2 separate regions of the Homo sapiens genome follow, and region 2 is linked to region 1. The links are chromatin contacts, found by Hi-C or POLR2A ChIA-PET in ENCODE. All regions are on one chromosome and are shown on one strand. The core of a region is the stretch at or near the end of the contact, and the rest is flanking DNA. Distances in the headings are between cores, read along the strand shown.

The links. Hi-C counts contacts between places; a loop is a spot of excess contacts on that map. ChIA-PET counts read pairs that join two places held with the same protein, here RNA polymerase II (POLR2A). Pooled maps may share reads with other maps.
Region 2: a loop to region 1 is called in a pooled map, with 2.5 times the contacts of the local background. The contact joins two enhancer-like sites. A Hi-C loop is called at or near these places in 1 of 37 single-sample maps with no recorded cell type and 11 of 50 pooled maps. POLR2A ChIA-PET finds 5 or more read pairs at or near these places in 5 of 52 experiments (CD4-positive, alpha-beta T cell, activated B cell, activated T-cell and 2 more).

Annotation. Positions count from the first base shown.
Region 1 is chr1:24,415,664-24,420,872 of GRCh38, reverse strand. NIPAL3 (NIPA like domain containing 3) reads right to left here and starts at 5,071. Exons shown (of 12, transcript NM_020448.5): 1 at 4,969-5,071; 2 at 1,233-1,582. The coding sequence starts at 1,325. RefSeq lists an enhancer at 1,090-2,289. Within about 2 kb of position 1,737, at least 10 of the 41 ENCODE cell types and tissues checked have a DNase peak (open chromatin) inside an H3K27ac peak, as active enhancers do.
Region 2 is chr1:25,218,569-25,223,346 of GRCh38, reverse strand. SYF2 (SYF2 pre-mRNA splicing factor) reads left to right here. Exons shown (of 7, transcript NM_015484.5): 7 at 1-1,071. The coding sequence ends at 81. Among named protein-coding and RNA genes, the nearest start is that of SYF2, 12 kb to the left of the region's middle. Within about 2 kb of position 2,491, at least 2 of the 41 ENCODE cell types and tissues checked have a DNase peak (open chromatin) inside an H3K27ac peak, as active enhancers do.

The DNA of each region.
Region 1 (5,209 bases), core at 488-2,987:
GATCAGAGATCAGCACAGAGATTTACACTCCAGGATGTTCATGGTTTACAGCCACTCCAGATTAGAGACAGCCTGAATATCCAGCAATGAGGATCTGTTGAGCAAATTTTGACACAGCAGCTCAACGGATTATTGGGCAATCATTCGAAAAGTATGCTTTCAGTCACTACTTGATGACATGGGGAAATATTCCACAAGTAAGGTCAAGTTAAACAACCAAGATACAAAACTTTATGTGCAATGTGACCCCAAATTTATAATACTAGAAAAAAACAAGGAGATATACTGAAATCCGAATGAAAATTATCTCCAAGTAATGGAGTAGGTGATATACATACATACCTATATATATATATACTTTTTTTTTGGCATCAGGGTCTTGCTCTGTCACCCAGGCTAGAGTGCAGTGGTGCAATCATAGCTCACAGCACCCTCAAACTACTCTTAGGCTCAAGCAATCCTCCCGTCTCAGCCTCCTGAGTAGTTAGGACTACAGGCACATGCCACCACACCTGGCTAATTTTCAATTGTTTTGTACAGGCGGGGTATCACTATGTTGCCCAGGCTGGTTTCAAACTTCTGGCCTCAAGAGATCCTCCCGCCTTGGCCTCCCAACGTGCTGGAATTACAGCCATGAGCCACCACAACTGGCCCAGAGTAGGTGATTTTTTAAAAATCAAATCTTCTAAGTGGGAATGCATTCCTTTTATTCTATACCTTTTATGGTGTTTCTCTGCCTCCCTATTTTTATGTATTTTAATGAGCATCTCTTTTTTTTTTTTTTTTCCTTTTGAGACAGAGTCTCACTCTGTCACCAGGCTGGATAACAGCGGCACCATCTCAGCTCACTGCAACCTCCACCTCCTTGGTTCAAGTGATTCTCCTGCCTCAGCTTCCCGAGTAGCTGGGACTACAGGTGGGCACCACCACGCCCAGCCAATCTTTGTGTTTTTAGTAGAGACGGGGTTTCACCATGCTGGCCAGAATGGTCTCAATCTCTTGACCTCGTGACCCGCCCACCTCCCAAAGTGCTGGGATTACAGGTGTGAGCCACCACTCCCGGCCCATCTCTTGTCTTTTGCTTACACATTCCCTTGTCTGTGTGAAGAGCCTGCCTGTTTCTACCAGTGACAGGCATGCAGACCCCATACATATCTGTTAGCCAATGCAGAGCACTGTGTAACTTCCTTGCTAGGAAAATACAAATTCCCAAACCCCAAAAAAGCCCTTGCCTTGTAGGAGAAGGAGGCCTCGCTTACGGCGCTGGAGCTACTTGTGGGAGGCAGCTGCTGCAGCTTCAGGGCTGCGCTGTGGGATCCGTCCATGGTGGTCTAGTGGCGCATCCCACAGGGCCTGGCCTAGGAGGTGGAGCTGCTGCTAGGCGGGGCCCAGGCCAGATGCCATCTCTCCTTGTGGTGTTCACCTCCCTCCAGCAGCCGTCACTTCCTCATGACAAAAGAATACTTCAAGGCTGTTTTGGCAGATTTACAGCCTTCTCCTCAGCTTCACTCAGAGAAGTGCCAATTTCCGTGGCTCTCCCAGGCAGACAGAGAGGGGTGTGTTTTCCAGTTCTTGCGGTGCTCTAGGGTGGTGGAGAGGAACATTAAAAATGCATGGACAAGGAAACACTGAGCCCAGCTTTGTTATCTGAGAAGAGAATACCATTCAGATAAAACGTAACCGGCCATGACAAGTGAGTCCATTAAAAAAATTCTTCAAAATTCAATTCTAGCAGTTAAAAACAAGTCCTATCATGCCTTTGTCCTCCCCTTAATACAAACCTGACTCATCTATCTCAAAAGCTTTCTCCCTGGCCCTTAATGTTCCCTTTCCTCCTCCACTCTGCTTCCTTCCTCCCATCGCACCCTAACTTAAATCCTCCCTTTTTCCATAGCTCTTGAGCACAAGAAGTAGAATACTAACTTCTCCAGGTCTCAAAAAAAAAAAAAAAACAATTCCACTACCACGAAAAGGGAACTATTTAAGTTTCAGCTTAGGAAGAAAAGAATCAGAAGAAAAGCTACATCCATGGAAAACAGAAGAACTGGCCTGCTACCGAGGATTGGCCTGACACAGGTGAGGTGACACTGGTCTCGGAGGTGGAAAACCTGTGTGACCAGGTAACTCTGCCTCTCAGAGATTCAGTTGCCTCCTCTGTAAAGTGGGGGTAATAATGTGGCCTCAAATAAACCCAGCAATGATGAGAATCCCTACTAATTTCATCGGACTTATATTTTCAGTGCTTCCCGAACTTTTCCTTTTTTTGGAGACAGAATCTCACTCTGTCATCCAAGCTGGAGTGCAGTGGCACAAACATGGCCTCAAGCTGGGCTCAAGCAATCCTCCCTCAGCCTCCCAAGTAGCTGGGACCTCAGACGCGTGCCACAAGGCCTGGCTAATTTTTTTGTAGAGACAGGGTTTCGCCATGTTATCAGGCTGGTCTTGAACTCTTAGGCTCAAGCAGTCCACTTGCCTCAGCCTCCCAAAGTGCTAGGATTACAGGTGTGTGCCACTTCTCAAAATTTGCTACCAAACAGAGAAGAGAAAGTATACTTCTAGTGTCCTAGGAGGCATGGCCAAAACCCTGCTTAAAAGTGTTAGGGTTTTCTTTGAGGACTTTTTATACATTTTTTAGAAATGTATTCTACTGCATAGTCTATGTTTATTTTAATAGAAAAATGTTTTAAATTGCTTTTGATGTGCCATGTGCTACCTGTTTTACCTTTGCCAGGTCATTTAACTTTTCAGCCAGTTTCTCCAGCTGTGAAATATAGATAATAATGTTCCCACTCCACATGGCAGTCATGAGAATTTGATGAAATCATACATGTAAAATGCAGGCATAGCAAATGGTCCATGAATGTGAGCTGCTGTTAAGATTAATTTTATTCTCTCCTGTTTAATTATTTATTTTGTCCATTCCTTTCTCTCTCATGCATTCATCCAACAAATATTTACTGAGGGCTCACTGTGAGCTAAACAATTTCTGCCACTCCCTGAGGCTTCAGAGAGCTGCCTCCTGTGTATCCTGTAGCTTCCAGTTCCTTCTGCTATCCGGCCCTAGGCCCAGGAATTCTGGTTCATGGTGTGGACAGCACATACATATGTGATAAGGGGAACACCATGTCCAGTCCTGGGATACAACAAATGCAGGTTTAGCATAGGGACAGCTACAGAAACCATTTGGCTTGGTTTCACTTTGTCAGAGGGCCTCAGGATGAAATTATTGCTACTACCTGCAGACGAGGTTATATATCCAATATACAGACATGAGATGTAAGCATTCACCGGGTAACTTTATCAGGTAATTCACATCCCATAGCTAGACTTCCCTGCCTGTAAAACCCTATGAATATGTGTTTGCAATCTTGTGGAAAGCATAATTGTTCACTATACTTTCACGTACATGTGAAAAGCATTATTGTGTTACATTTCTGTAAAAATGTTTTAGCATTTGTAATAATCATAAGAGCCTTAAGAGTGGCTCAGGGTTCTTTCTACCTCTGAGAGGCCCCGGGAAGCATTCAACCATGAAGCAGTCATGGAGTTGAGGAGCGCAAACTCCAGTGAGGTGTTTGCGGAATACCCTGTTCAGTTGCTCCCAGCTGAGATCTAGCCCAGAGCCTGACAGTGACTTCTATACATACCAACCAACTGACTAAATGAGATCTAGCCCAGAGCCTGACAGTGACTTGTATACATACCAACCGACTGACTAAATGCAGGCTGGTTAAGCACTGGGTGCACTGTGGCCCCTTCGCAGTCAAGAATGCCTTTCTAAGGCCTAATCAACCACAACTCCAGAGCTTCAACAAGCAGATATACTCAGCCCCACCCACAGGAGGTCAGAGAAAGCCAACAGACCTTAGCGACATGTCAATCAAGGGAGTGGTGGGAACCCAGGCCTCCTAACATCCTTCAGAGTAGTTTGCCCAAGTGCTTTTCTGGTTTTGCTTTTGTTTGTGGTGGTTGGCATTGCTGTGGTTTAATTTTTCTTTTAAAAAGCAGCTTCCCTCTCTGCCTCAGGAACTCGCAGGCCTCTGAAGCATCGCCTGCAAAGATTGAAGGCTCTCCCTCAGCTGGGTGGGAGTCCGGACTGAAAGCCTGGAGGAACCCTTTGCAAGCTGTACTCCCTTATAAGACACATACTTTTCACCTGGTGACTCTCTTTTCCTGATTTCGAAGCATTTCTTCAGGACCTACATATGCCCGAGAGGCAAGCAGTCACCTCTGCGTTGTCAACCACCCCACAATTAGAGCACGTGGTCACTGACCCAAGGAAGGAATGAGAATTCACTAGGTGCTCTGCTTCCATTCCCACCCCGTTTATCTCGATGACGGATTTCACCAATCCCACAGAGCACGTTTTACAAATGAGACAGCCGTGGCTCATAGCGTCTGTATTCGAATTTGCCTCTTTCTGAACAAATCAATAAAACACGCTCTTTCCCACCACCCGACGATCTGGCTTCTGGAGGTGAGCGCCAGTTCCCTGCCAAGCTTCCCGTTCCTCGGCTTTGGCTCACGAGAAGGTTACATTCTTCCGTCCCGTCCCACTGAGCTGGAAACTTACAACTCGAGGAGACAGCACCTCTGTTCCAGAAGCGGGCTTAGACCAAGAACGCCTCCCCTCATCCCACCTGCTAACTCCACCATCTGCTGCCGCCAGGAAGCCCGAGCCGCTCGGCACGAAGAGGAGAAATTCTGGCAAAGTTAACTCCATGTCACTTCCTGGTTTGGTAGAGCCTGGCATCACCTTTAGTAAGGTAGCCCATGCCCCCGCTCCTCTTGGCCTCGATGCAAAACTGGAAAGAACATTCCAAGGCAACGGGACCCAGGTTGGCGAGGCTGGTGACAGTAAGAAGGAAGGGTATGTACACTAGGGGACGTTAGGTGACTTCGCTTTTTCCAGAAAAAAACGAAGGTTAAATTCAATTCCCCTTCCTCCCGGTGTTAATCACTACTCACCGGCGGCGTCTCCTCTAAGGCCCACCTATCAAAACCTTCTGAGAAATGACTCGGACTCTTCGTGCAACCCGGAGGCACAGCCTCCTTCATCCCTTCCCAATTCAGAGCTGCCAAGATGCTGCAGTGTTTTGCTTTCAAAGGTCGCGATTTGATTTGCCAGACTGCCTGCCAGTCAGAAGTTGGCAGGCATTTCGCGCAGGCAAGTGGCTGCGAGGACGGGGAGTAGGCGGGACAGCCCCTG
Region 2 (4,778 bases), core at 1,242-3,741, 800 kb before region 1:
TTCAACAAGAAAGCTGAAAGATTCTATGGGAAATACACAGCTGAAATTAAACAGAATTTGGAAAGAGGAACAGCTGTCTAATCCCTTCAAGAACTGTTTATAGAAGCTTGAGAATGGGGTAAAAATTTCTGCTAGCAAAATCAAGTTCTTTTTGAAATTTTATCAGTAATCCAGAATTTAGTAGTCCATGCCTTCTCACTCAGCATTTAGAAATAAAAATGTGGTTTCTTAAACGTATATCCTTTCATGTATATTTCCACATTTTTGTGCTTGGATATAAGATGTATTTCTTGTAGTGAAGTTGTTTTGTAATCTACTTTGTATACATTCTAATTATATTATTTTTCTATGTATTTTAAATGTATATGGCTGTTTAATCTTTGAAGCATTTTGGGCTTAAGATTGCCAGCAGCACACATCAGATGCAGTCATTGTTGCTATCAGTGTGGAATTTGATAGAGTCTAGACTCGGGCCACTTGGAGTTGTGTACTCCAAAGCTAAGGACAGTGATGAGGAAGATGGCAGTGGCCACCGGAGGACTGGAGCAGTCCCTCCTCATGGCGGCCTGTGACCAAGGTCGGGGAGGAGTGGAGCTATCCTTCCATGATCTGATCATGTACAGTTCCCTTTTTAAAAAGCAATAAATGCTTGGGATTAGAATTTCTAACATTTTTAGTCTATCATTTAAAACAAACATTTGTATATATACATTTGTTTATATACATACATGCTTCCATTCTACAAACACTGAAAGAATATTTTATTATGGGAAATTCCATACACCCAATACCCCTGGTGAGTCCCATATACCCAGTACCCTGTTCAACAATCATTAACTCATGGCCAGTCCTGCTTCATCTTTATTTCCATTTACTTTCTTCATGACTCTTATTTTGACGCATATACTAGATATATAATTTCATCTATAATTATTTTAGTATGTATCTCTGAAAGATAAAGACTTAAATGACCACAATACTATTATCACTGCAATAGATTTATTTTTATAAAACTCCAGAGGGAAAGGTTGTTATTTTTTCTCTATGTTGAATTAAATGCTAAATATCTAATTGGGATATTTTAAATTCAAAGAAATCTGAAGCTCAGAAAATTTCAAATATTGGCCGGGTGTGGTGGCTCAACGCCTGTAATCCCAGCACTTTGCGAGGCTGAGTCAGGTGGATCACTTAAGATCAGGAGTTTGAGACCAGTCTGATCAACATGGTGAAGTCCCATCTCTACTAAAAATACAAAAATTAGCTGGGCATGGTGGTGGGTGCCTGTAATCCCTGCACTTTGGGAGGCTGAGGCAGGAGAATTGCTTGAACCTGGGAGGCAGAGGTTGCACTAAGCCGAGATCACGCCACTATACTCCAGACTGGGTAACAGAGCAAGACTCTGTCTCGAAAAAAAATTCAAATACTTCAACTTTAGTATGATGCCACTGGTGATTAATTATTCTCTTTTTAAATTAGTAGCACTTCAGAAAAAATTTCTGTTCTCCTTTTGTTTCCTCTCCTGGCATTTCTTTTCTTTTTTTTTTTTTCATACCCACCTGCAACGTGAAAAAGGACATAACAGAAGGTAATTTATTTTTCTGTAGAGACGGGGTCTCACCATGTTGCCCAGGCTGGTCTCAAACTTGGGCTCGAGCTGTCTTCCTGCCTTGGCCTCCCCAAAGTGCTGGGATTACAGGTATGAGCCACTGAGCCCAGCTCCTCTCCTGGCATTTCTATGTGCATTTAATCACAGATCTATCACAAAGCACTGATGCCTCTGAAAATACTTTGACTATGTTTCAATCTTTTTATTCCCATTTCCATTACCTTAGGTCTTTGATCCTGAATATCGCAATAGCCTTAAAAAACACCTTAAAAATATTGTTGAATAGAATATGGCAATGTATTTAAAGGAACAATTCACTGTGACTCAGCAGGGTTTGTTCTAAGAATGCAAGAATAGTGTTTTAGACTATGAATTGCCTGGTTTAATTTAATTTTTTTTGAGAGAGTCTCGCACTGTTGCCCAGGCTGCAATGCAGTGGCAGGATCTCAGCTCACTGCAACCTCCGCCTCCCAGATTCAAGTGATTCTCCTGCCTCAGCCTCCTGAGTAGCTGGGACTACAGGCTTGCACCACCACGCCTGGCTAATTTTTCTATTTTTAGTAGAGACGGGGTTTCACCATGTTGGTCAGGCTGGTCTTGAACTCCTGACCTTGTCATCTACCTGCCTCGGCCTAATTTAATTCTTTATTACCAACCAGCACGCAGATTTTTTTTGTGAATTTGTTGTAATATTTCCAGGTAAACGCTTAGTTCCCCAGGCTGACTTACTATTATAGGTGGTCAGATGTTATAATTCTGGCTAATAGGACACACGCTAAATTTATCTTGAGAAACCTTTTCTTTCCTGATATGGGAGGAGGTGCTGCTCCTCCCTTTCTCCTGCCTTCCTTGTTGGATCACATCCAGGAGGCCTGGAGTTGCAGAAGCCCTTTTGTGTCATGAAGTAGCAAGCATGAGGGCGAAAGTCAGCATGAAGAGGAGAGTGGAGTAAAGCTTGTGTTGCAGTGCTGAGCATCTGCACCTAGATGCTCACCTCTTTTACCCTTACTTGCTGTTGAATAAATTTATTAGGTTGGTGCAAAAGTAATTGCAGTTTTTGCCATTACTATTTTTTTTTTTTTTTTTTTGAGGTGGAGTCTTGCTGTGTCACCTAGGCTGGAGTGCAGTGGCACGATCTCGGCTCACTGCAACCTCCGCCTCCCGGGTTCTGGCAGTTCTCCCGTTTCAGCCTCCCAAGTAGCTGGGATTGCAGGCACCTGCCACCATACCTGGCTAATTTTTGTATTTTTAGTAGGGATGGGGTTTCCCCGTGTTGACCAGGCTGGTCTCAAACTCCTGACCTCATGTTATCCACCAGCTCAGCCTCCCAAAGTGCTGGGATTACAGGTGTGAGCCACCGTGCCCGGCGTTTGCCATTACTTTCAATAGCAAAAACAGCAGTTACTTTTGTGGTAGCCTACCCATGGGTGGTTCAATTTCAGGGCAAATGTCAACAAATTAAATGTAAATGAAAGCAAACATCAATAGTTTTTCTCCACTCTAGAAGTAAGTACCTAGAAATGGAGAAGGGGAGGAAATAAATAGTCCAGTTATAATAGCAACAAAAATGATATTTAGGCACAAATTTAGTGAGAAACCACAGGATCTATGTGAAGAAGATTATAAAATCTGATTGAGAGAGTAAACAGGGCTGGGCGCAGTGACTCACACCTGTAATCCCAGCACACTGGGAGGCTGATGTGGGCGGATCACCTGAGGTCAGGAGTTCAAGACCAGCCTGGCCAACATGGCGAAACCCTGTATCTACTAAAAATACAAAAATTAGCCAGGTGTGGTGACACACACCTGTAATCCCAGCTACTCGAGAGGCTGAGGCAGGAGAATCGCTTGAACTCTGCCGGGAGGCAGAGATTGCAGTGAGTTGAGATTGCGCCACTGCGCTCTAGCCTGGGTGACAGTGAGACTCGGCTCAAGAACAAAAACAAAAACAGAGTAAATAGGAGACTTCTGCATCAAACCAAGATGGACTAACAAAGAATGGGTTTACCTTCCCAGTGGAACAACCAAAAAAAAAGAAAAAAGGATGGCATATATAAAACAGCAGTTTTCAAGATACTGGAAATGAGACATAGAAGAGTGATGCCCAAGGGAAAGCCAGCTATGTTCGCCCCAGCTTACTGTCTTTGGAGAACTTTCAGGCTGTGTAGGCTGTGGTGTGTGGAGAGAGAACCCAGAGGAGCCCAGAAGACTCCCTTAGTTTAGGAGCTAGAGCTGAAAGTCTAGAGGGACCAAGGCAAGAGCTTGTAGTACAGAGCACTGGGGAGAAGAGAGCTACAATGTCTGTAGAGGGTCCCCTCAAATACCAGGCAGAGTACTGATCAGCATGTGTATGCAAGGAACTCCTAGAGGTGAGGGAAAGAACCACCTGGAAAGATTAGAGGGGACAGACAGTACTTGGCACTCACGGCCAGGAATAGTGCTTTTCCCACCAGCCAGAATGGAAAATACGGTGATGATAATACTAACCTCATGGGATTGTTGTTGGGAGTAAGTGGCTAATCCATGGGAAGTGCTTCTTGAGGTGGGCTGGTGCAGTCAATACCCACGAGTGTTGGCGGCTCCTATGATCATCATAATTCACGAGGCATTGGGTAGAATACTTAGAAGGTTCTTGCCTCAGCAGTGGAAAATAATTAGCCCTAGGCTAAACACTGCTTGAGTCTTGCCCAACAAGTCTTCAAAGACCTGAAATAATCCAACTGTTCGCAAATAATTTAGCTGCATTCCAGAACAAAGACCAAGAATAATTATAAAGAAACACAGAAACCTTCAGTACCCAAGAACATCACATTCACAATGCCCAGTGTCTCAAAAGAGAAACAGGAAAATAGGACCCATAAGGAGAAGAAAAATCAATCCATCTAACCAAGAACTGACACAAATGTTAGAGGCAAGGAAATTAAAAGTTATCACTGTACTCTATATCATGGAAAAGTTAAAAAGAGACACGGGATATAAAAAGACTCACACTGAGATTCTTGACATGCACACAACAATTTCTGAGATGGGAAATGTATAGCATGGATTTGACTGCAGTTGACATATCACAGAAGAGATTAGTGAACTTGAAGATATAGCAACAGAAACCATCCAACGTGAAGCACAGAGAGTAAAAAGAATGAAGAAATAGGAACAAAGCCTCCGTGAATTG